3 separate regions of the Homo sapiens genome follow, and regions 1 and 2 are each linked to region 3. The links are chromatin loops, found by intact Hi-C in ENCODE. Cell type or tissue: PC-9. All regions are shown on one strand.

Region 1 (8,000 bases), 50 kb after region 3:
AATATATATAGGGAGGATGTGTTGGAGGAAGCGCGCACACACACACACAATATGGGAAGAAAAGAATAGACTCTCCGTGAGGCACTTTTTTTTTTCTTTTTGAGACGGAGTCTCACTCTGTTGCCCAGGCTGGAGTGCAGTGGCACGATCTTGGCTCACTGCAAGCTCTGCCTCCCAGGTTCACGCCACTCTCCTGCCTCAGCCTCCTGAGTAGCTGGGACTGCAGGTGCCCACCACCATGCCCGGCTAATTTTTTTGTATTTTTAGTAGAGACGGGGTTTCACCATGTTAGCCAGGATGGTCTCGATCTCCTGACCTGGTGATCCGCCTGCCTCAGCCTCCCAAAGTGCTGGGATTACAGGCGTGAGCCACCGCGCCTGGCCCTGGACTTCCGCTTCTTAACACACACCGCACTTCAGGTTCATCACTCCTCCAAGTAAGTGAAGCCCTCAAGGGCAGTAAGCTTCCTGAGGACAGGAACCTCATCTGTCGTTGTCACTACTGTGATTCCAGCACCCCACATGGGGCAGAACTCATAATAGGTGCCCAATAAATATCCACGGAATGAGTGAGCCTTTGTCAAGACTGGTCTAGGAGGCTTCTCCAGGAAAGCCTTTGGTGACATGGGGCTCAGGTCACCAACAGTCTGTAGATTTAAGAAACAGCCTCCCCCAGGGTCATGTACATTGGTGTCTTGTCTTCCATTCTGGATCATTCCATCAGTGGGTAAGGCTGGGGAACAAGTTCAGTAAGATAGCAACGTTGAGTGATAGGAGCAATTGATGAAACCTGGAAGTTGTTTCCAGTGTCTTCACCAAAGAAATGAGACATCCAGTTCAAATCCAACACATTTGACTCCTTTAGACGACTGCTTGCAATATTGGCTTTCTATCACGTAGATCGGCTGTCTTCCATGCGGCAACATCTATCTGGGAGAGGTCTGGTACGTTAAACACTGATGCTGATTTGGGAGTTAGTGGGAAGATCTGGGTTAACAACCACTTTGGGGCTTGCTTAACCTCTGAGTCTCAGTTTTGTCCTCTCTGAAATGGGACTGCTCATTTTTCCTACAGTGTACACTCAGGGTTAAGAGAAGGTTACTCTGAGGTCAAGTTACTGGGGTTCCTATCCAGCCTGTTCCATCTTAGCTATGTGACCTTGGGCAGCCCACTCAACTCTTCCGTGCCAAATGGTCTCATCTGTGAAATGGATGTGATACCAGGACCTACCTCCCAGAGCAGTCGTGAGGGTGAAATGAGACAATTGTGTTAAACACGAAAGCACAATATGGCATGAGGTAACACTCAATAAACATGAGCCATTTGTTATTGCCTTACAGGGTTGTCGCAAGATCACAGGGTTGTTGCAAAGGCAGAAGAGTAAGGAGACAGAATTAAGCTTATCTGCAACCTTGTAGGCCTGCCCTCCACTTACGTTCATCTCCCTCCTTTTTGGATTCAGAACTCCCCAGTTGCCAACTTGGAACCATGGTGCTTGCTAAGAAACCAGCCACACACCGTCCCCTGCTCCATATATAAAGAGGGAGGGCTGTGTATCAGGGAGGGGACCAGCCAGCTTGGCCTGCCTGTTCCAGGGGTAAAATTTCCAAACCAAGCTAGTGCATTGTCATCCTCCCTTGCAAGGCTTGTCACGCACTCTCCTGGCATCCACCCACTCCCTCACTCACTCATTCTTGTATTTTTGAAGAATCTGGTCTCCACAAGGCACGGTGACTTAAAGGCCTCCTCTCAGGAGTAGGGGAGGGATCAGCACCTCCTTTCTCCCTTCCTTCTTTGTCTGGCCCTAGGACTGTTCCCACCTCACCTGTGCCCTCTTCTCATCCTTGAATTAGGCTGTTTTTTTTTGCCTATAGTCCCCGCCCCTCAAATCATCACCCCTGTTGATTAGGTCAGCACTTCTCATGTGGCTGCAGGCTGAAAACATGCCGGGGTCTCAGATCATACCCCAGATCAACTACATCAGAATCTTGGGGCATGGGACATCAGGGTTCTTCTTTTTAACACGTCTCAGGTAGTTCCACCGTGCAGCCAAGGTTGAGAACCGCTGCTCTAGGTAATGGTTGGTTGGTAATCTTTGAAAAATATTTGTTGAGAGGTCACTGTTGTTCTAACTCTGTGAGAGTGTGTTTGTTTTTGGCGGGGGGCGGGGGCGGTTGCTGCATTTCACGCGTCACTCCCTGGTCAAAGACCACCAGCCATTCTTTTCCTAGCCTGACAGGTCTGGTTTTCACAATAGCCTCTTCTGCCGGCTTCCAAAATCATGCTCAGCTTCCCCTCCCCAGAGCGGCATCCCTGTCCTTGACGCTTAACTGCGTACAGGCATACCCCAGGGAGAAATTCCACAGTATAATTAAAAACATGTTTTCTCAGCAGCTCAGACTCCCCCTACCCTGCCCTTTACACATGTCTGTAACTTTAATTAAGCCCAGCCAAGGCTCAGAAGGGCTGGTGGAAAATTCTTTTTTCCCAAACTGGTATTTCCTTCTTTTTTTCTTTTTCTTTTCTTTTCTTTTCCCCTTCCCTCCCTCCCTCCTTTCTTTCTTTCTCTTTCTTTCTTTCTTTCTTTCTTTCTTTCTTTCTTTCTTTCTTTCTTTCTTTCTTTCCTTTTCTTTCTTTCTTCTTCTTTCCTTTCTTTCCTTTCTCTCTCTCTTCCTCTCTCTCTCTCTCCCTCTCACCTCCCCTCCTCTCTTTACCATTCAATCAACATGGGGAGGAGGGGTTTCTGGCAAGGGCACAGTTGTGCTTGTTGTTTTAGAACTGAGCCTGTTAAATTTTCTTCCTTCCTGCTCTGTTTTCAATTTAACAGAAGGCAGCCAAGGCCTAAAATGAGCCCCATGATTCTTCCTTCTGCACTGAGAACCAGGACAGAATTCTTAGCCTGGACAAACATGACCCGGAGCCTGGGTACACTGGAGTTGGTGCCCAGCCTCTCTTTACTTGCCACATCCTCGGCTTGATGCTGAACCCAGGACAAAGGCCACAGCTGTCCCAGGTGCTCCAGGGTGTGGTGTCCAAAACATGATTAGCGCCCCACTTTCATGAGTCCTCAGGCCCCCCCACAGATATCCATCCTAACCCAGAAGCTGGGATGAAGGGATGACACCAAGAGACCCACCTAGTGATCTTCATAAACCCTCCCTGACACAGCGCCAGGTCCACAGCCAACACGGGCAGATGTATACTTGTCTTGTGCAGTGGAGAGAGCGCTCGTCATTGGGAATGCACGTTATCAGGATGAACTCCTTGGGAAGTCTTCTCTCACCCTCTCCAGCCCCGGTGCCTCCTCTGAGCTCACAGACCTCCTCCTCACCTCCCATCCGTGTTTCCTTCTACTCCACGGTCTCCACGTTGTGCTGCACAGTAATTATACGTGGGAGCCGCCCCTGCCTGGTTCTGAACTCCATGAAGGCAGTGGCTGTGTCTAGCTTACCTTGGTATAGGGCAAACACACGTCCCAGTTTTCCAGGTCCAGTGTTGGTTTACATTTATTGTCCCAGTGCAATTATTAATAGTGCTCCCTTTCACTTGCAAAACTGCCCTGATTGGATGATAAATTATATGGCCACTCTATCTTAGTGATATCAGTGACCAGACTATTGGATAGATCTCGATCCACGGGGGTCAGTGTGGTGTAACGGCCATGCCTGCCTGTCCTGGGTCACGCAGCATGGGTGTGAATCCCAGGTCCAACCCCACCAGTTACTAATCCTTCTCTGGAGCCTCAGTGACCTCATCAGTACCGGGGGGATCACAGAGAGGCCTCTCTCGTGGAACTGTTCGGAGAGTTCAGGGAGGTGATGCACTTAGTACAGTGCCAGACACTTAGTAACACTTGACAAATGTTAACAGAGGAAGAAAAAAAGAGGGAGGAAAGCAGAGATCTGAAGATTTTCATCTTATGCCCTTAGGGATTGGGAGCTGAGGAATGAGGAAATTTGGTATCTGATTTTACTCTTGCTCTGCTTACAGGAGACATGGAGGTTTGAGGGAAAACCTGGGAGCTGAATTATGGGCTGGGTGGTTGTACTTTTCTTAGAGGGACCATCTTCTAGAGGCAGAAGTTTCCAGAAGAACCGCAAGCTTAGGAAGGAGCCACAGATCCCTCTCAGAGCTACTGAATCTGTTGGGGGTGCCTCTGTCTTACCCAGACATCCTGGAAGCTCCTGGAATGTGGTAGCAGGTGGGGAGCCATCGGGAGGCGTGCCAGACAGAAATCTCAATTTCCAGGCCATCAGGATGGCATCCAGTGAACGCCAGCCCAGACCAGGCCCAGCCCTGGGAGGTGCCCTGGCCAAGGCCCTCAGCCCGAGTGGCTCCATCTCCCTGGGAGCACACTGTGGAGAAGGCAGAGTCCCTGAGCAGGAGTCGCCCACCCATGCCAGCGAAAGGCCAGATTGAGAGGGAGGGCACCAGAGCATTCTGAAAACAGGGTTATTCTCTGTCACAGCGACATGAGCGCCACAGGAATGGGCTCATTTTAGGCCAGCAGCTACAGTCCTGTTATCATGTGACCCCCTTTGAGGGTCACAAAGAGCACAGTGAGAATAAAATGAACTGAGAATTGTAATTTCTTATGGGAAAGAGAGAACAATGGCATATTGGATTTTCCTCCGCAGTCCACAGATGCCTCACATAGGCAGGGGCTGGGAGGTCTTGTTGCCATTGTATACCAATGAACCTAGCACGGTGCCTGGAGATTATTTTTTGATAGAAGGAAAGAATGAATACATGAAAAAATTTAATCATGAGGTTTTTTTTTCCAGTTTTATCAGGATTTTCATGCAAGAAGGGAAGCTCCTAGAAGAAAGGACTGAGTTTCTGATTACTCTTAATACTTGGCCCCTGGAGACAACAGATAACTTCAGCACCAGGCTTGACAGAGGAAAGTGACCTGAGGACAATGGTGCTTCCCAGACAAGTCAGGTTTAACTTGTCTCTTCCCCCTGCAGCCTCCCTGCGTCCTGGGCCAGCCACACACAGGTTTTGGAGCCATCCATGCGCATGGTTGAAGCGTGTCCCATGCTGCTCTCTTTTATGCTGGTTGTTAAGCTATTGTCCCTCGGCCCCACATGCACCAACCTGCCAGGGCTTTCTCCTCAGGGGTCCAGACCCGAGGTCAGGTTCAGAGATCCAGCAGCAGCCTCCATGCACGCCTTCCTCCCAAGTCCTAATGTCAGCTCCACAGACCTCTCATCTATGCTCCAAGTCTTAATAATTCCTGTCTCTTCCCTTGGTTCTCTCAGCCCTAGGGGTGGGAGCTGTGTCCTGCAATTGCTACCTCCATGATACCTTAGAGTTTCCTTTTACTCTCTCAGGTACCAGCTCTGTACTTAGCTAACACCTTTTCATATTAAACTCTAAGGAGACCCTAACTGAGACACTCATTCATAGGCCTTCACCTGTTCCAGTTGGCCCCATCACCTACATGAACTTATTCTGAACCGAGATTTGGAACAAATACTGTTCTCTTCTCGCCTAAAGCAGGTCTCCCTCCCTTTCCTCCTGATCTCTCCAGTGGCTTGCAGCTCCCAGGGTCCTAATCTCACCCCTACCCAGCCCCCATCCCTTATCCCCTCCTTCCTCTTTCAGCTCCTTTAGTCATCGGCATTTGCACAACTCTGCAAGGCTGTAGCAAAGTGCATTCTTTCTTTACAGTTCTATAGTCACTCCTTATCCTTTCCCAGAAAAAATTGCACAAAGCCAGTTGTCATTTACAAGTACAGTCTTGGTGTTCTCTGATCTCCGGCACCTTTTGCTCGCACTTCTCATGGACTATTCCACCTATGCTACTTTATGTTGCTCTTGGTCTCCAAACGTACTTTGGGTTTTCCCAGGCAGAACAGAAGCCAGTCCAGGGTGGAATCTGTGTCGTGCTTTTAGGGCTCCAGTCTAACCCAGGCTGGTGTCTGCTCATTGAAAGAGTTCAGGAAATGTGCGTGATGGTTAATAACGTATTGCATCTCACAGAATCTAGGACGCAGTCAATTGTAAGACACACTGTTACTTTTCTGCACCACTAAGAAAGAAAAATAATGTGTCCAGTTAAACTGTGACTTGATCGTGAGCTGCATCCCAATTTCAGAAATGCTAACATGTGAAAAAACAATGTGCCTCAGAGAATCAATGAAATAAGGCCTCACTAAGCTGGGAAGCTGTTCGAGGGGGTTCTTGCTTGCCTTTGGCCTGCTCTTCAGGGCTTAAAGTTCTTCCCACTGCTCAGCGTGGATGCCCTAGAGAGCGGTAGACTGGACAGGCAGGTGTAAAACGGGGGGTGGGGGAGGGGCGGGCAGGCAATGGATTGACAGGCACGGTAGGCAAAAGATTTTCATGTGGCTGAGGACAGAGAAACACATCTTCCTGGGAAGGGCACTGTCAGAGGGGCCCACAGAAAGGCCGTCCAGCTAAACACTGCTTCAGTGCTAATCGGCGACAAGCCCACTGACTGCTCACAACCCCCCACCCTGCCCCACCACCCTACCCCACCACCCCACCCCACACTTCCAACCTGTTTATTTGCTCCACACCTCATTTTTAAACCACAGACAGTAACTGTTACCTTTTGCCTTTTCCGCAGGGTCCAGTTCTTCCAGAGCAAAAGCTGTATCTGTCTCACGAAGCCCATGCTAATGACCACACGAAGACCAGATTGGTCAGAGCTGAGGCCCCTCAGACAGCAAAGGACATAAACGCCGTTAAGAGCGCCTCTGGCTCCGGACGCTGTGTCCTTCTCCTGGTGATTAAAGGCTACTTTTCCCCTTCAAAGCATAATCCCTTTTAATTACACATAAGCCCTTAGTTGGGGAGAGGAGGCCGACACTGTGTTGGCTCCCTTTTATGGAGAGAAAGAGAACCCTAAAGACACAAGTGGCTGGGCACCAGGGAAATTGAGGTGGGGGATGCAATGGGAAACCAAGACCCTCAGGCACTCTCCTCCATGAGAGGGGTTCCTGAGGGGGATGTCTTTAGGTATCTTTGACCTTAAGTTTGGAACAAAATCTCTTTGCATAAATATAGGCTGGGCATTTGTCCTCGGCAAGAGCCTGCCATGAGCCGGCAGTCAGGGTTTGACTGGCCCTTTAAGTCCAATCGACTCACTCGGCAGATCTGAAGTGATCCCTCCCTCTTTTAGTCTTTTATCTTGCTCCGTAATGACTGAAGTCATTATGGTCAGCTAGTTGGGTTATCTCTGAGCTTAGCAGAGGGTAATGATGTTTATCTCTTGTGCTGAAATTGATCGACTAGTAGTGGCTGCTTGGTGCTGTGATGGAAAAGGCACTGGAACACTCCAGGCCCAGCAGGACAGAGCCGTGACTGACTTGCAATGTCTGACTGGGGTGCGGGTATGAGGAGAGGCAGCAGGTGGGCCCATTACTGTCATTCCAGCCCTGCAATGGGGTGGTGCTGGGTTGACTCATCACCAGGTGGGGGATCTGTGATCCCAAGGGACACCCCAAACAGAAGCCTCCCTGGCACTTCGCAGTGGAACTTTTTGTCTCTGCCTCCTCAAATCTCAGAATGTGTTCTCTTTGAAAGACTCTAGACCCTTGAGACCTGGATGGGGCGGAGGGAGAACCACAGAGAGGAATGGATGCTGACTTCATAGAGTTTGCGGTCTGGTTGTAAACACGGGACTTGAACTCGAATAACTCAAGGAGTGTGATGAGGGCCCATAGGCTGTGCATGGTGGAGCTTCCAAGAAGAGAGAGATAGTTTCTGCTTATGATGGCAAAAAGGCTCCTTGGAGGTGATGGCATTTAAGACAAGCTTGCAGAATTACAAAATAATATTTTATAGTAAGTTTATTATTTATAAACTGCTTTTGCATATGTTATTTCATTTTAGCCTCACTACAATTTTGTGAGGTCCATATTTGCTGTTTTACAGATGAGGAACGTGAAGCTTAGTGAGATTAAGTACTTTGCTCACGGTCCCACATGGCAACGGTGGGTACTTGAACAAGTGAGTCATTTAAACTCTGCA
Region 2 (8,000 bases), 180 kb after region 3:
CACAACTCAGAGCGCGCACCCGGGGTCCGCGGCGTACCGGCAGCGCCCGCCCGCGTCCTCTCGCTCGTCCGCGCCTGCCTCGCCGGGCGCGCCCCTAGCCCCTGCCGGACCCTGGACGGCAACTAGCCGGCGCCCGCGCGGGCGACCCCAGCCCGGAGCCACCACCGCCGCGGCCGAAGCGAGCGCCACCTCCTCACACTCACCACGGCGCTCCATCCCGCGTCCCGGACGCGGACGGCCGCCCCACACCTACGGCCGCCGCCACCGCCGAGGGCTGGAGCTCGCCGCCCCCATCCCCCACGGCCCGCAGACGCCCGGCCAAGTGGCAGCCGCAGCCACAGACACCACCACCACCACCACCACAGCGGCCGCCGCCTTTGCAGCTACCGCCACGGCTGCGCCGGCCGCCTGCCCCGCCCCTTGGAGCCCAGCCCATTGGCCTGGCCCGCGCTCCCGGGGGGCGGGGTCGGCGACCGCGGCAGGTTGGGGCGGCTGCTCGCTCGCGCGCAGAACGCGGCGGTCAGCTGCGCCCGGCCTGAAGTTGTCCCAACCGCGGCCGCGTCGGTCGCCCTTTTGACTTGCAGCAGGGCGGGCAGAGCGACTTAGAGGAAAAGTGACTTTTTGTACCCTCCTGCAGGGAGCAGGTTCTCTGTCCTTGTTTAATTAGACATTTCTCAGGTGGGCACTTTGAATTCCTTCCAGTCAAGACTCAGGTGTTCAACTTGTTTTGTCGGCCGTCTTCCTCCACCCTTCTTCTCCCATTCAAAACAAAAGTACGTTTTGTGCTTAACTTTAAAACTCCCCCCACTCTTTTCTGTCTTCAACTGATTGTCACTTTCAGCAAACCAAATAAATTACTCAAAACATCAGCTATTATACAGTCCCCGACACATGGCAGGTGCTCAGTAGATGCTAGTTGATCGCATGTCCCCTAACCACGCTACCTGCTTCTTACCATTAAGTGCTCCTTCAGTCATGGGACTGATCAACACGGTGGAGGAAGCCGCAACCAAAATAAAACATTTATCTAGATGTTGGATCACACATCATATCATGTATGGAGGAAAACAAAACACTGCATTTATATATAATATATATTAGTAACACTTACCAACTCTACTAAGAATACCTTTCCTGTCACCTGTGCTGACACATAAGCACTCCATGAATATTAGCTGATTAATGGGTAAAATTATGGAAAGGGAATTTGGAAAAATCACTTAATGGCATCTTCCCTTTAAATATTTTTCAAAAAGATTAAATATCTGTCATATTCTTCACCCTTCTTCGTTAGGAGAAATATATTTGAAAACATTGTCAAAGGAAGATGTTTTTGTTTTGTTTTGTTTTGTTTTAGAGAGAGACAGGGCCTTGCTCTGTGCTCAGGCTGGAGTGCAGTGGCACAGTCATAGCTCACTGAAGCCTTGAACTCCTGGACTAAAGGAATACTCCCATCTCAGCCTCCTGAGTAGCTGGGACTACAGGCTTGTGTCACCACACCCAGCTAGCTCTGTTGTTTATTTTTATGTTTTGTGGAGATGGAGTCTTCGCCATGTTGCCCAGGCTGGTCTCAAACTCCTGGCCTCAAGGGATCCTCCTGCCTCATCCTCCCAAAGTGCTGGGATTAGAGGCATGAGCTACCACACCTGGGTCATTTTTATAAGTAAATATGATTATTAACTGAGAAAGGGTGAATGTCAAACATCTGCTATGTGGGATAAATGGCTGTGTTTGGCAAAGAAACTAAAAAATAAGGGGCAATATCTCCACCAAATCCTCTAACACTGACTCAGCATGTGCCCTGAATCATCTTATAAGCCAACTAGGTTTTTTACCTATAAATGTTTCTTCACTAAAGTGGCTCATGATCATGGTTTTGGAGGACGAGGACTAACAGACACACAAACAAGAAATCAAAGGCATAACTGGATAGTGCATTAATAATGAAGCATGTATGACAGATGATGTGGTATTGTTATTTTATAATTACAGTATATATTAACACATATCCACTCTGCTTATTGAAATATTTTTCATTCCTTCCATGATAGAGAATCCTGCCTCTGCTCTGAAGCCTTTCTGTTCGCTCCAGTGAAAATTAGTCATCCACCGGGCGCGGTGGCTCACGCCTGCAATCCCAGCACTTTGGGAGGCCGAGGTGGGTGGATCACTTGAGGTCGGGAGTTCAAGACCAGCCTAACCAGCATGGAGAAACCCCATCTCTAGTAAAAATACAAAAAATTAGCCAGGTGTGGTGGCGCATGCCTGTAGTCCCAGCTCTTGGGAGGCGGAGGCAAGAGAATCGCTTGAACCCAGGAGGCAGAGGTTGTGGTGAGCTGAGATTGTGCCATTGCACTCTAGCCTGGTCAACAAGAGTGAAACTCCATCTCAAAAAAAAAAAAAGAAAGAAAATTAGTCATCCTATTTGACATCATATTGTACATAGGATACTATTCTTGTGGCACTTATGGTTTTGGTGCCATGGTTTTTGGCAGTGTTTATGCTAATTAGATTGAAAGTTCCACAGTACTACATTAGTTAGGTCTGTATCTAATACAGAATGGGCCCCCACTAAGAATTTTCTGGAGGGATGTTGAGGGCATGAATGGTAGGCCCAGCAGTAAAAATTCTTCCAGTGTGATTTTTTTTTTAAATCACAAACTGCACTCAACTTGGTTGTATCTAGTAGAACCAAATATGATGGTCACAAAAACCTCATGTCTAAAGCAAAGCCTATCCCAGATATCCTGTTCCCTGAGGTGAAGGGACTGATCACAAGTGTGCATGTTCCATGTGGGTGGTGGAGGTGGGAGCCCAGCCCCACAGGGGAGCAGAGTGGACAGGTGCTCTTCCCCTCTGCCACACTTCAACAGCAGTCTGTTTAGGAGGGACCCACATTGTCCATCATGTCTGTTGTATTTTTATTGATTCCACAAATATTCACTGAATACCTCTAATGTGCCAGACATTGTTCTGAGCACAGGGGATATATCAGGGAATTTTAAATCCACCCTTAGATTCTCCTCAACCATGATGAATAATGCCTGGGAGAGGGGAAGAAGTAATGGAAGCCTGCACGGGTGGCCCCAAGGCAGGCAGTCCTTGGACTCCCTGGACTGCGGCTGTCCTTGACCTCACTGCTGGGGCATGTAAAAGGAACGACTCAGAGTCTAACAGGCCACAGTGAGTACAAAGCCTCCAGATTCCAAGGTGGACAAAACTCACCAAGCAGGTTATTAATCTTGATTCCATGATGGGTGTAATTGAGAAACAAGGAATCAATTCAGACCTCATGCTGGAAATGAATGTGAAAGACATTACCAACATCCAAGAATTCTGTGCTGTCATAAGGACAGGAAACTAAGATTGACAAAAATAAAGAAATATTTGAGTATATAGATGAAGATATCATACTCATGTTACGTCCAAATTAAGTTACTACATTTCGAACTCCAATTTTTAATGTGTTTTAAACTTTCTTATAAGATTTTGATGATATAAACCTCTGTGCTTGAGCCATCACATACCATAACCCTACCTGATGTCTTAGTAATATGTATAAGGTAACTCCCCTAATAATTAATGATCAGTGCCAAAAATAATATTAGCCTTAAAAATGCAATTATTGATACTACTGTGAATAAAAAGATTATGGTGGTAGTAATAATAACTAGCCATTTATACTTTACTCCGTGCTAGTAAACTATAAATGTCTAGTTATTGTGCTAGTGATACACTTTTAATTATACTTTACATTTCATAAATTATTCAGTCCTCACAATAACCTATGAAGTGCTATTATCATACCCATTTTTTTTTTTTTTTTTGAGAGGAAGTCTTGCTCTGTCACCCAGGCTGGAGTGCAGTGGCGCAATCTTGGCTTACTGCAAGCTCCACCTCCCGGGTTCACGCCATTCTCCTGCCTCAGCCTCCCAGTAGCTGGGACTATAGGTGCCCACCACCACGCCCGGCTAATTTATTGTATTTTTAATAGAGGCGGGGTTTCACCGTGTTAGCTAGGATGGTCTCGGCCCCCCAAAGTGCTGGGATTACAGGCGTGAGCCACCGTGCCTGGCCTATCATACCCATTTTATAAATGAAAAGCTGAGACACAGAAGAAGTTCAATGAAGAATTTCTGCTGGACTTCATGGAAATTGACATTAACATGAAGTTAAGTTTGACCATACTTCTCTTAGAAAAAGATATTAGGAAATGACTCCTCTTATTCTACCTCTGCGTCTCTGTCCTTCTTGCTCTTCCCCAGGTACCCCAAAGTCCCTTTTGCCTCAGGACTTTTGCCTTTGCTGTTTCCTCTGCCTGGAATTGGCTTTTCCCATACATCTACGTGACTTGTTCCTTGCTCCCTTTTCCTTGCTGCCTTCTGGTCTCTCCTCAAATGGTCCAGATTATTGACATGTTCCTTGACTCCTCCATAAAAACAGCATCCCCCTTTTTGATACTCCCTTTCTTCCTTACTCTGCTTTAATTTTTGCACTTATCCCTCTACTGACTTGATATAGATTTATTGGTTTATTTACAGATTTTTTAAATGTCCCCTTACTAGTATGGGTATGTTAAGTTCTATGAAAGAAGGGACTCTGCCTGCTTTGTTCACCACTGTGTTTCCAGCCCCTGGAAAAGTACTTGGAATTCATCAACGAATGAAAGATTTAAAGAAAATAACAATACAATATATCCAAACATTAGAGTTATCTTTTGAAAAGATTAATTTGTTAACATTTTGAGAGTTTTAATCAGATAAGAGAACTATATTACATTGTTTGAGAAAGATTTTACTTTAGCTGCTTGTAACCAATATACTAACATATGACAAGTTTCATGACTTCACCAAATCTTTATCTGAAAGAGCCATAAGTAACTCAAGAATCTTACATTATAAAGTTCTGCTTATAGCTTGGTTCCCTTTCTTGGGTTTCTGGGCTCTGCTAGTTTAGAGGCCTTAGTAACTTAAGGAAGAACGCTTCTTCCAAGGAACACAATTTTTTCATAGAAGTAAAAGTGAAGCCTCTGGTCATTTGCCTCTGCTGCTTTCAACAGGCAAATAAAGGATAGTTACAGTGTCGGCTGGGGTGTTTGTCCAAGATCACCCTGTGCCGTAGAGGCAGGAGAAGCAGTCCAGGGAGTCCTCAGGCAAACCTGCTGACATTCAGGGGCAGGTTAGTAGATAACAGCAGCCTGACCCTGCCCATGCTACCAAGGGTATACTTACATCAGTAATAAAAGTTCGGATCATGCCAAACAACCTAAACAACCCAATCAGCCAAAGTTTTAGAGTAAGGGAAAGGGAACAAATCCCCATGGCCTCGTAAGTATTCTAATAGAAGTTCTCTAATGAAAAAAAAAAAGAATCTTAAATTATTTCCTTCCTTCTTTAAAGTAGAGGGGTAAACATTTTCCACGATTGTTTTTTTCTTTCATCGATTCACCAAATGGTGACTAGATAAGAAAGCAAATACTGCTCCCCTTAACCTGTGTATTCTATGATCCTCACAAAATACCTGTAAGATAACAAAATGAGATCTGTTTTTCTGATAAAATTTCATAAGTTTCAGAATCAAAGGGATCTTAGAGCTTATTCACTTCATTCTCCTTTATTTTTTTTTTTGAGACAGAGTCTCAGTCTGTTGCCCAGGCTGGAGTGCAGTGGCGTGATCTCGGCTCACTGCAATCTCTGCCTCCTGGGTTCAAACAATTCTCCTGCCTCAGCCTCCTGAGTAGCTGGGACTACAGGTGCATGCCACCACAGCCGGCTAATTTTTTGTATGTTTAGTAGAGACAGGTTTCACTGTGTTGGCCAGGATGGTCTTGATCTCCTGAGCTAGTGATCCGCCCATCTCGGTCCCCCTAAGTGCTGGAATTACAGGTGTGAGCCACTGCGCCCGATCCATTCTCTTTTATTTTATAAGGAAATCCCAGCCCAGCTTTCCCCGGGCTTACAGTTAGTCACTGGCCTGACTAGACTGGAACCAAGACCAGGGCCCTTTCTACACTAATGTTTTAAAATCTCTGTAAATCTATGAAATTAAATGAAAGCACTTGCCTTGATCATTCTTAGTTTAATGAGTAAATATTTGAGCTATACTAACATGTTTAAATATGAAATTTGTTCTACAAATTTACTCCTATTATTTTGGAGGTCTGACTTATTGTACTAAAAATTATGGCCCTAAACAATGGATGGCTTAACATACAACCAGTGAGGAGCTTGGGTTGCTCTTGAAGTAGGAAGTTGTCCGCAGGCATCTGGAACACACACGCACGCACGCACGCACGCACGCACGCACGCACATGCACACATTAAGGCTTTTCTCTAAGGGAGAAGGCTGGCTGGCTTTAGGAAGGAGTAGAGCCCAATGGAAACATTACTAATATTTCTTTATCTACCCACTGAGCAAGTACTGCTGAACTCTCTGAGAAACAATGCTACTACTAGTGACTTAGTGACTTCAGTGAGTGTTTATCTTTCTAACTACATATTTATATAGGGGTGGCTGCCTGTGCCATGCTTGCCAGAGAATTGAGAAGTGACTGCTTGTAAAAGTTGGAAAATATTTGGTTTAGAAACCTGTTTTTAAATTCACTCAAGATAAGATTACATTTTATAGTATTAGAAGAACTATTATCATCCAACCATTTAGATACCTGGATTTAAATGATTTTATTCTGAAATTATCTCAATAGCTGACAATGTGTGGCTTAAATTAGAAGAAGGCAAATACAAGTTAAAGTAGTACTATGAGTTAATAATTCTATAATATTGGTATCTAGAAATGTCTATAGATGCTTTCACTTCAAAGACCTTCAAAAATATTGATTGTCACTGATGGATTGACACCCTTTACCTTATTCTTCTTGATGACGTATTTAGTTTAGGATACTCATGAATGCAATTAAATTTTGTCTGGGAGCTACATGGTACTAGAATATATGAGGTCACAGACATAACCATATATCCTACTAGCCAAAAAACTGATGAAATACCTGTTACATAACATCACTGAAACCATCAGCTTAGTAGATTCAGGGTGGAGAACAGATAGAATGGCAAACAAGGCTTGAAGACAGTAAGTTGCCTTGCTTAGGAGTTAGCCTGAATTGGCTGCAAGGTGAGAAATGCTTTAGATCTCTTCTGTGAGTCCATGAAGGCAATACTGCTTGGCAATCTGACTTCTAGTAACTTCCTCCTGGGTAATGACTAAGAACCAAGAGGAGGTGAAAAAGAGCTCCATTCGGGAAAAATGACTAAAAGGTAAAACAAGCCTACTAAAAAACCAGAACCTAAGGAAATGAGTAGACCGGTAGGCAAGTGGTCTTATCCAGACCTTGGAGTTGCTTTGTGAGTCAGAAAATAGAAGCATAGGATGTGGGTCAAGGGACAGTGGATTCCAGAAGGACCCTGTGAAGATGTTTCACAGAGAGCTGGCATTTTAATTTACACAGCTTTTCTTGAACACCAAGTCAGTGAAATGGAGCTGCCAGATGCCAATAACAATGTTGTATTCATGAATCAGTATTTGAAGTGCTATAAAAACTGAAGGTGGTTTTTGGTAGTGGGGACAGGACTTTGGGGAAGAGGAAAAGACAAAGGACATAAAGATCACAGCTTAGGGAAAATTTCTTGAGAACAAAGTAGACTACTGATTTATCTAACAATGTGTTATAGGTTGAACTGTGTTTGCCACCCCCACGCCACCAAATTCATATGTTAAAGTCCTAACACCCAGTACCTCAGAATGTAACTATATTGGACATAGGGGCTTCAAATGGGGTACTTCAATTAAAATGAGGTCATTAGTGTATGCAGCCCCTAGCCAATGACAAGTGTCTTTACAAGAAGAGGTGATTAGGATGCCAACACACACAGAGGGAAGACCATGTGAAGACAGGGAGTGATGGCCATCTATCTACAAGTTGAGAGAGTCCTCAAAAGAAACCAACCATGCTGACACCTTGATGTCAAACTTCTAGCCTCCAGAAC
Region 3 (8,000 bases):
TGAGGGAGAGGATTGGAGCAAACCAACAACCATAATGTGGAAGGATCAGGTTCTAATGAAAGCAAGCCCAGTGTATTGGGGAAGCCCAGCGGAGGGACGCAGCTAAGTCTTCCTGGAGGGATCAGGGAAGGCTGCCTGGAGGAAGAGCCTCCTGAGTAGGAGGATAAGCAGGAATTAGCCGAGGAGAGGAAAGTGGGGGAAAGGTCAGCTCAGGCACAGGGAACAGCACATGAGGTATCTGGGGACCTACAAGAATAGATCAGTGGTTCCCATCTGTGGCTGTGCTTTAGAACCACTGCGGAGCTTTAAAAGATACCTATGCCAGGCCCTACCCCAAGCAATTAAATCAGAATCTCTAGTGGCAGGGCCAGGGCATCCATATCTTGTAAAAAACTCCCTAGGTAATTGCAAGGCACAGAAGGGAGTGTAGGGTGAAGGGAGGTGAGTGTGACAGCAGCACTAGAAAGGAGGGTGGGACCGGACGGTTTGCCCTGCGGGACTCAGTAGTATGAACGACCAATGCAGGGCTTCCCCGGACACGTGCTTTCAGTGCTAAGACCAGGGGAGTTCTGGGCAGGCCTTAAACAGCCACAGAAGCTAATGTAGGGTTTTGAGCTGGGATATCACCTATGGGATCAGACTATGATCACTGGTAGTGGAGAGGGGGGAAAGCAAGCAGGAAGACTGGGTTATTGATGTACTGCAGGCTTTAAGGAACAGATTCATCCCCACAAACTATCTGTGAGTTACCTGGAATCCTCATTTTACTGAAGAGGAAACTGAGCTTTATAAAGTATCTTATTTTTTTGAGGAGACCTGCCTGAGGTCACCCAGAGAGACAGTGGCAGAGCTGGGACTCCCTCCCCAATTTCACCTTCAGGCCTAGAGTTCTTCCTGCCACACCAGGAACCGTGGGAAAGGCTGGATCCACAGCCTGGCGCTCAGGGCCCTCACTACTATCTTGTCAAGTAGGTGGATCAGCAATTACTACTTATCCTCACTTGGCAGCCCCGGAACTTAGGTTCAACGAGTCTGAGTGACTCCCCCAGAGGCGTGGTAGAGTAGGTATCAAACCCCAGGTCATTTGATTCCACAACTACTACCCGAGAAATAAAGAAACGAGAAAGGCAGACAGGGCGTAAGGACCTGACCACAGAACCAAGCTCCACTGCACTGGGAAGAAGTAGGCAATCCCAATTCATTCGCCGAAACCTCTCACTCCCGAGTCCCACCTGCGCCTCAGAGTATGCACCGGAAGCCTCTGGCGATTCAGAGGCTGTGTTTGAACAAGGGGCTGCACACCCAACACTTCTTGGGCCTCCTGAACTAAACTGTCCCACCTCAGCCTCCATGCCCTGGGGGCAGGTCCCATGTAATGTTCTCAGTCTTCTAGATAAAAAGGAAGAAAACTATTAGTGTTCCAGCTGATATGGGCAGAGGAACACAGGTACATGAAAAATTCTAAAGGGCCCAGGCTTAAGTGACACCACGCTGATGAGATATTAATAATGATCTTAAAATGATATGGAATTGGTATTTCTTTGGGCCCAGGCTTCAGTGACACCATGCTAATGAGATATTAATAATTATGTTAAAAGGAAATGGAATTGGTATTTCTTTAAGAAATACCAGTATGTGTAGTCACCCACCATAGAGCTAAGGGAAATGGAGAATTTTCTTTAGGCAGTGATTCTCTCACAAACAGGCATTGCCTAGCCTAACATTGACCAGTCCTTAAATGAGATGTAGGACTTAAACAGGTCACACACCAAAAGTTGTCAATAAATGTTTGTTTCTTCTGGACAGAAATAATGCAAGGTTTGCTATTGGATAAATAGTTTGGGTCTGTTGAGGGTGGGGGTAGGTGGCATCTAATATGTAGACTGTTAGCACAGTCCCTGACCATGGGCCTGACACCCAGTGTTTGTCAGTACTTAACCCACCCAACCATGCTGCTTGAGGACAAAGGATTGACAGTGTGATGCTTGGGCCAGGGGGCTTCTGAACTGAACTGCTAGAATACATTTTTAAAATATGCATTTAAATTTGCTTTAGGGAGACCTCAATGTTGTACAAAGATAAGTAGTCAAATAATCTTTTTTTATTGGTTTGTCAAGTTTAGAACTGCATATAGAGAATTTTAGTATTGGCAATTAGAGTGAATCTGAAATTTAATTCCTAAAACGAAAAACAAAATTATTTGGGGAGATGAAAGTCTTTGCTCTTCATGTTGTGACACACACATAGAATGTTCTACCAGTTCACTCAGTCATGGGGCATTTGGACAGAGCCCTAGAGGGCTTGTGGTCTGATGTTCTTACTTGGCTGGTGAAGAAATTGGGATCAGAGGAGCAAAGGGCCTTGCCCAAGGTCAATCTAGGTCAGAAGCAGAGCCTGCATCCGTGTCTTCAGTGCTGAGCCTGCAGAGTGCCATGGTTCCCCTATCCTTGCTCTGAGGATAAGCCACACTCTAGCCACAAGCGGGGGTGTAACATCCCTGAACAAGAAGATCTTCTGCTCCAGAGCAGCATTGTTCAGTAGAACTTTCTGCAGTGATGGAATTGTTCTATATCTGCCCTGTCCAATATGGCAGGCAGGAGCCACAAATATCTATTGAACACTTAAAATGTGGCTAATGCATCTGAGGCATTGTGTTTTTACTTTTAATTAATTTAAATTTAAATAGCCCTGCGTGGCTGCTGGTTACTGTATTGGCCAGCACAGTTCCAAAGATAGTACATTCTTTGAGGCTGGGGCCGTGGCTTGTTCGCCGTGGTCTCTAGAATAGCATTTTGTCATGATAGGGCCTCGATATATGTTTACTGAGTTGAGTTGATTTGTGTATTTTGAATATAACTCTGCATCCTACCCTAGAATCACATGATAAACTAGGAGAAATTAATAAAACGTGAATTTTTGCTACAGTGCTAATGACAGTATACCTCTTAAAACAAAAAAGCTAGTAAAAATAAATATATTTTAGTAATATGACTCTCAGAGATATCTGGCCCATTCTCTTTGAACTCCCTTTTCATGTCTTAAGGGGAAATCTATACGGGAATAAGCAGCTGATGTTTTTCAGTGGCATTGCTGACTGCTGTGATGACGTGGGCTCCATCCTGGCTGGTTTATCAGGCAGCTGATTCATAGTCATGTTTCCTGATGCATCCCCCTACAATGATACCTTGATAATCTCTGGGGGAAAAAAAACTTAAAAGATTCTCAAACGTTCATTTACCCTAAAACATCTGACCCATTTTCAAAGGTGCTTTGTCTTCCTTGCCTTGCAAATTGGTGTAGCATAGTGTTTAAGAGTCTAACAGATCTGTTGCCATTTCCTAATTGTGTGGCTTCTGTTTCCCTACCTACAAAATTGAGATATGCCCTATCTCATAGGTTTGTTCTAAGGATCACATTAGACGCTGTTTGTGAAGGGCTTACAATTGCCTCCCTGTAGGAATAAAAGCAGATGCTTGCTGAAGGCTTACTATACGGCCAAAACTGGTCCAAGGACTTTACTCATATTCACCCATTTCATTCTCACAACAACCTTATGAGGTCCAAGTTCACTTAGGAGACACGACTAAGCAAAGTAAACCTCCTCTGGAAAGAGCCTGTGTTTTTAACCACTATGGTATACCAAACCGTCTCACAAATAGTTAGGATCTGATAAATACCATTTTTATGACTGTTTTTGCAAAATATCTTGAAAGTCAACAGACTTTTAAGCCCCAGCCAGGTTACCTTTTAGCCATGGCAGCTGTTTATCAGGGGAGGAAGGGAGCTATTTTCTTTAAATAATATGTCTGGGAACATATCCCATCCTGAGCTGATCCATAACACCTCATTTGGTTAGAACAATGCTATGGACAGATGCCAAAGCCCATGTCCCAGGTGGGCAGTAGGGGAGCTGAGAGGGCGTGGGGCCTCACACACTGATGCTTGCTAGCTGCTTGTTGATCACTAGGTGAAAGTCAGACAACTCTGCCCACAGGAAGGCCTTATAAAGCTAATCCCGAATGTCATCCTCCCCACATCTTCCCTAGATCAAGGTAGAGCAATTGTAGAAGCTGCTTTGGACATGAATCAGAAGTTCCTGGGTCACCCTCTGAAGTATGAGTCATGAGGTGGCCTTGCATTCTCATGGGGAAGCCACCTGCCATGCAGCAAGTGACCTCATTCCCTATTGGTACTTGCTTTGATCCCTGAAATCAAAATCTTGGCTAATGGACATGTATATTAGTGCACGTATGTACATAAGTACGTTTGGGAGACAGAGATGAATGAATAAACTCTCAGCAGAGGTTTTTGATTTTGATATATTTGGTCTGATTAGCTTGCAAGTTAGAATATAGTAGGTTCTATGAGGCTACGGCCATGGAGTCTATGTGTAAAAGCTGTCTGCTTCTACACTAAGAGTAACTATGCAATCATGAATGTTAGGGAAGAATGTAGGTAGACAAGAACTGGCTATTGTAAGGGGCCAGTGTAAGGTGCTCAAACCTAGCACCACTAGTGGGAAAAGGAGTCAAAGGGCATCTTTGCTGAATAAAAACACAGTGTCTTAAGGCCTCAGAGGCAGATTCTGGGCAAATGTTATAGCCGGAGCTCAGAATCTCAAAGAGAACCATTGTAATGCCCTATGACAGCCAATGACAATAAAGCAAGGAAAGGGCTTTCCTCCTCCCCTTTAGTTTCCTAACTGCTGTGGCTGAGCCCAAGTGGCAGGACCACCACCATTTGAAGTCCACACAAGTCCTACAGCTCTTTGTTGGTTGTTTTGCTGGCACTCACCAGGAAGCAGAGTTCACCCTGGCGGAAGAGGTTTGAGCCCTCTCCAGCGCAGGCAGCTGTGTTCAGGACCTCTGGAGAATGCAGTCATTTGTTTACACAGCTAAATCAAACACCTCCTTGGGAGGACAAGCTGCAGTAGCAGCAGGCTTCCTTCTTTAACTGTGACCTCTCTGTCTGTAATTCAAACACATTCAGTAACAGATACATTAAATTATCTGTTAGGTGGGAAATGATGTCCAGTAGAGGCAGAGAAAGAAAGAAAATCTTTCCTTTTGTTTAAACTTGATGATCAAAGTGGGGAGCAACCCTGTGCTGACGTGGCATAAGAGGACATATTTTGACGAATACATCCAGGACGTGCTAGGAGTGAGGTCTTCGAGGGTAAGGGAGCCACTGCCCGCTTAGAGATGTTGGCTGTATAATCCCGCCTCTCACATCTGTAACTCCTAAACTCAGGCTGAGAACAAAGCGGGCGATGAATGCCAGCGGAGGGCTCAAGTGGCCCTGCTGGTGTCAAGGTAGACACCTGGGGTTCCTTTTGAGAAATGCCAATGGATGTGGGCAAACATCCCAGAATGAGTTTCCTGGCTAATCTAAACAGTAACATTCAAGATTTATTTCCCACTACATGGAAAAATCCACTGGATAAAACAGCCTTGGGCTATCTGAATTGGTTGGAATGGTGAGTTAGAGGCCGAAGGCACTGCAATAAATTTTATCTTGCACGCTGGGCACCGCAAACAGACATCTGAAACGTTCACCCACAGAGAGTAAGGAAACACATGACGACTGGAAAACAAAGGGACAGGAAATGCACAGCTGTTAAAAAATGTCTGTCTCTAAAATAAACAACTTAAATACAATAATGAAACAAATAAAAAGATCAAGTTGGAGGACAAAGATTCACACTGGGGCAAAGCCACGAGGTAATGCCTGCGTCTAACTGGGTCCAAAGGAAGAGAATCACCTGGCTGACAACTGCAGGGCACTTGAGCTCTTAAAGTTTCTTGTTGAATCATCCCAACAACTTGGGCACATGGATGCTACTATATTCAAAACATCTGCTAATCAACAGAGCTGGGCACTGACCAATCAGACCACATTCTGGCCACAAACACCCATTTCAGCCACACCAGTGAATGCCACTTGAACTGCAGTTTGGGTTATCATCCTCAGTTTTCTGGCAGTAAAACAGCAAAGTTGCCTCCAATCACAGAGCCTATTGGTGCAAGAGATGGTGTCCTTTCACCTATAGGTGAAGCTTTTGCAAGCCGTGCCTGCTGACTCCAGGCACTACTTCTTCTCCCCTGATGCTGCAGCCACACCTCTGCCCAGCCCATCCATTTCTCTTGAGCTTCACATCTCTGCACTTTGCTTATGCCCTTCCTCCTGCCTGAAATTGTCTTTCTTCCTTGCTTAGCTGGAAAATTCAACCTTTACAGCCCAGAGAAGCATTTATGAGCGTCTATTCTATGTGACTACAGCTCCACTAAGGTAAGTTGGGAAGTCAAAAAGAAAAGTAAGGCAGTTTCGGCCCTTGAGGGGTTCAGGGCCATGAAGGTGCGGAGGCGTATAAACAAATCATGATCAAGGGCTACAGGGAAGGGAATGGTGCACAGAAGAAGGCCCGAAACATAGGACCTGAGTCCTGAAGCGTGGGTGTGGGTGTTGACCTGGCAGTCGAGTGGGGGAAGGATGGAAAGGCTCAGTGGTACCAGGTGGGAAGCCTGGGGCAGTCCCATAGAACATGGAAGAAGCATGAAGGGCTAGACTGGGAAGGCCTTTACCTTAACAGCAATGAGGAGTCACTGTGGAGCTGTGGGCGCTAAGTCTTGGCAAGCCTGGGATTTTAGAAAGATCTTGCTGGAAGCAGTTGAGAGCTGAACAGCAAGAGACTGGCGGCCTGGCAAACAGCTAAGAGAGACAGTACACGCTTCTGTAAATGGAGGCCATAAATGGGAAAGAAGGAGGAATTTCAGAGATAATTTGGAGGAAGAATTGACAGTGCTTAGAGGATTTATGATGTTTTGAATTGGATTTGTACAATCTGTTTCTACTCTGTCAGATTGAATTATGTTCTGCTAGTCCTCTGAGATACCACTATTATGGCATTATTTAATGACATGCTTATCTCTCCAATGTGAGCTTCCAAGGAATCAGGGATTAACAGCATTTATTCAAATGTAGGTAGCTCAATCCATGCAAATGCATGAATGACTGAATGAATTCACATCTTTTTGGTTTCCTACTCTAATCTAGCTACTTTCAAGCAGGAAAATCCAATCATAATAGTGCCTATTATGCTGCATATTATAAAATAATGTCTTCCTTCATTGGATTCATTATATAATTTATCCAGAGAATACTTTCTGAGCCCCCTATTAATGTGGGCTGCATATGACAGCAGAAAGAGCTTTCTCATCAGAGCCAGGCAGCTCTGGATTATAATTCCAGATCCCCCATTTAGCTGTTGTGTTACATTAGACTGTCAACCTCTTTGAGTCTGTTTTTAATTCTATAAAATGACAATTATGCTTACTAGGCAGGTAATTGGGAGTATTGCATGAGATGACATGTAACAGTGCCCAGCATGTGGCTGGCTCATAGCAGCTTCAATATCAGTCCACCCTATGAGCTCCATTGATTACTATTTGGACCTCCACCCATGACCCCGGTCTACCCCTTGCCCACATTTTCCTTCCTCAGGCCAGTTATATGTTTCTTAGAGACTAGAGGTATGAAATGAGGTCATTGCCTATGAGTTGCTTAGGATCTAGTTCATGGCTCTTGAAATAATATTGTTTGTGTGATGCAGACTTCTGTGCTCTTTCTCACGATCCCCTGATTTCTCCCTAGCCTTCCAATGCACATCTAGAGTCAATGAATTAATAGAAGAAAGAAATAGGACAGATAATTCACAAATATTTATATATCTGAGTCTAAAGTACATTACATGATCAGCAGCTTTATCTTCTTAATCCTATTTTTTCTTAGGTTATCCTGAAAAATACATTCCCTGCGTACATTCTGTTTGGGTGGTGGTGGCATGTGGCCAGGAACATGCAAGGTTACAGAGAAAAAATAGTCCAAATCTCTGGCCTTTGAGAATTCATCAGCAAGATAATCACCATGTAGACAATAAGGAGTTATGCACATGTATTGACTGTGTTGACAGCAGAGGAAAAAGCAGTTAATGAATGCATGTT

The links. A loop is a pair of places that touch in the nucleus more often than their neighbours do. Peaks named below come from ENCODE experiments on the same cell type or tissue, not always from the same donor. Only the 100,000 strongest peaks of a DNase experiment are listed, where the experiment ranks them.
Region 1: it touches region 3 in a loop (9-fold over the local background); 7 of 110 quality-filtered maps call a loop at or near these places.
Region 2: it touches region 3 in a loop (2.9-fold over the local background); 71 of 110 quality-filtered maps call a loop at or near these places.

What each region holds. Positions count from the first base shown.
Region 1 is chr1:94,114,404-94,122,403 of GRCh38, forward strand. ABCA4 (ATP binding cassette subfamily A member 4) reads right to left here and starts at 6,745. Exons shown (of 50, transcript NM_000350.3): 1 at 6,577-6,745. The coding sequence starts at 6,642. In PC-9, no CTCF peak of the experiment used is centred here; DNase peaks (open chromatin) are centred at 2,318 and 3,898; H3K27ac peaks cover 3,916 bases.
Region 2 is chr1:94,247,362-94,255,361 of GRCh38, forward strand. ARHGAP29-AS1 (ARHGAP29 antisense RNA 1) reads left to right here and starts at 507. Exons shown (of 4, transcript XR_002958338.2): 1 at 507-773; 2 at 2,052-2,158. It also overlaps a transcript of ARHGAP29 not described here. RefSeq lists silencers at 267-356, 377-586. In PC-9, no CTCF peak of the experiment used is centred here; DNase peaks (open chromatin) are centred at 480, 2,451, 3,210, 7,050 and 1 weaker place; H3K4me3 peaks cover 3,397 bases; H3K27ac peaks cover 7,412 bases.
Region 3 is chr1:94,064,273-94,072,272 of GRCh38, forward strand. The region is part of intron 11 of ABCA4 (ATP binding cassette subfamily A member 4); the gene reads right to left. It overlaps LOC124904222 (a long non-coding RNA gene), which reads left to right and starts at 6,087. Exons shown (of 2, transcript XR_007066231.1): 1 at 6,087-6,288. RefSeq lists enhancers at 3,594-4,793, 4,984-5,541 and a silencer at 7,741-8,000. In PC-9, a CTCF peak has its summit at 4,590; DNase peaks (open chromatin) are centred at 4,069 and 4,849; H3K27ac peaks cover 4,284 bases.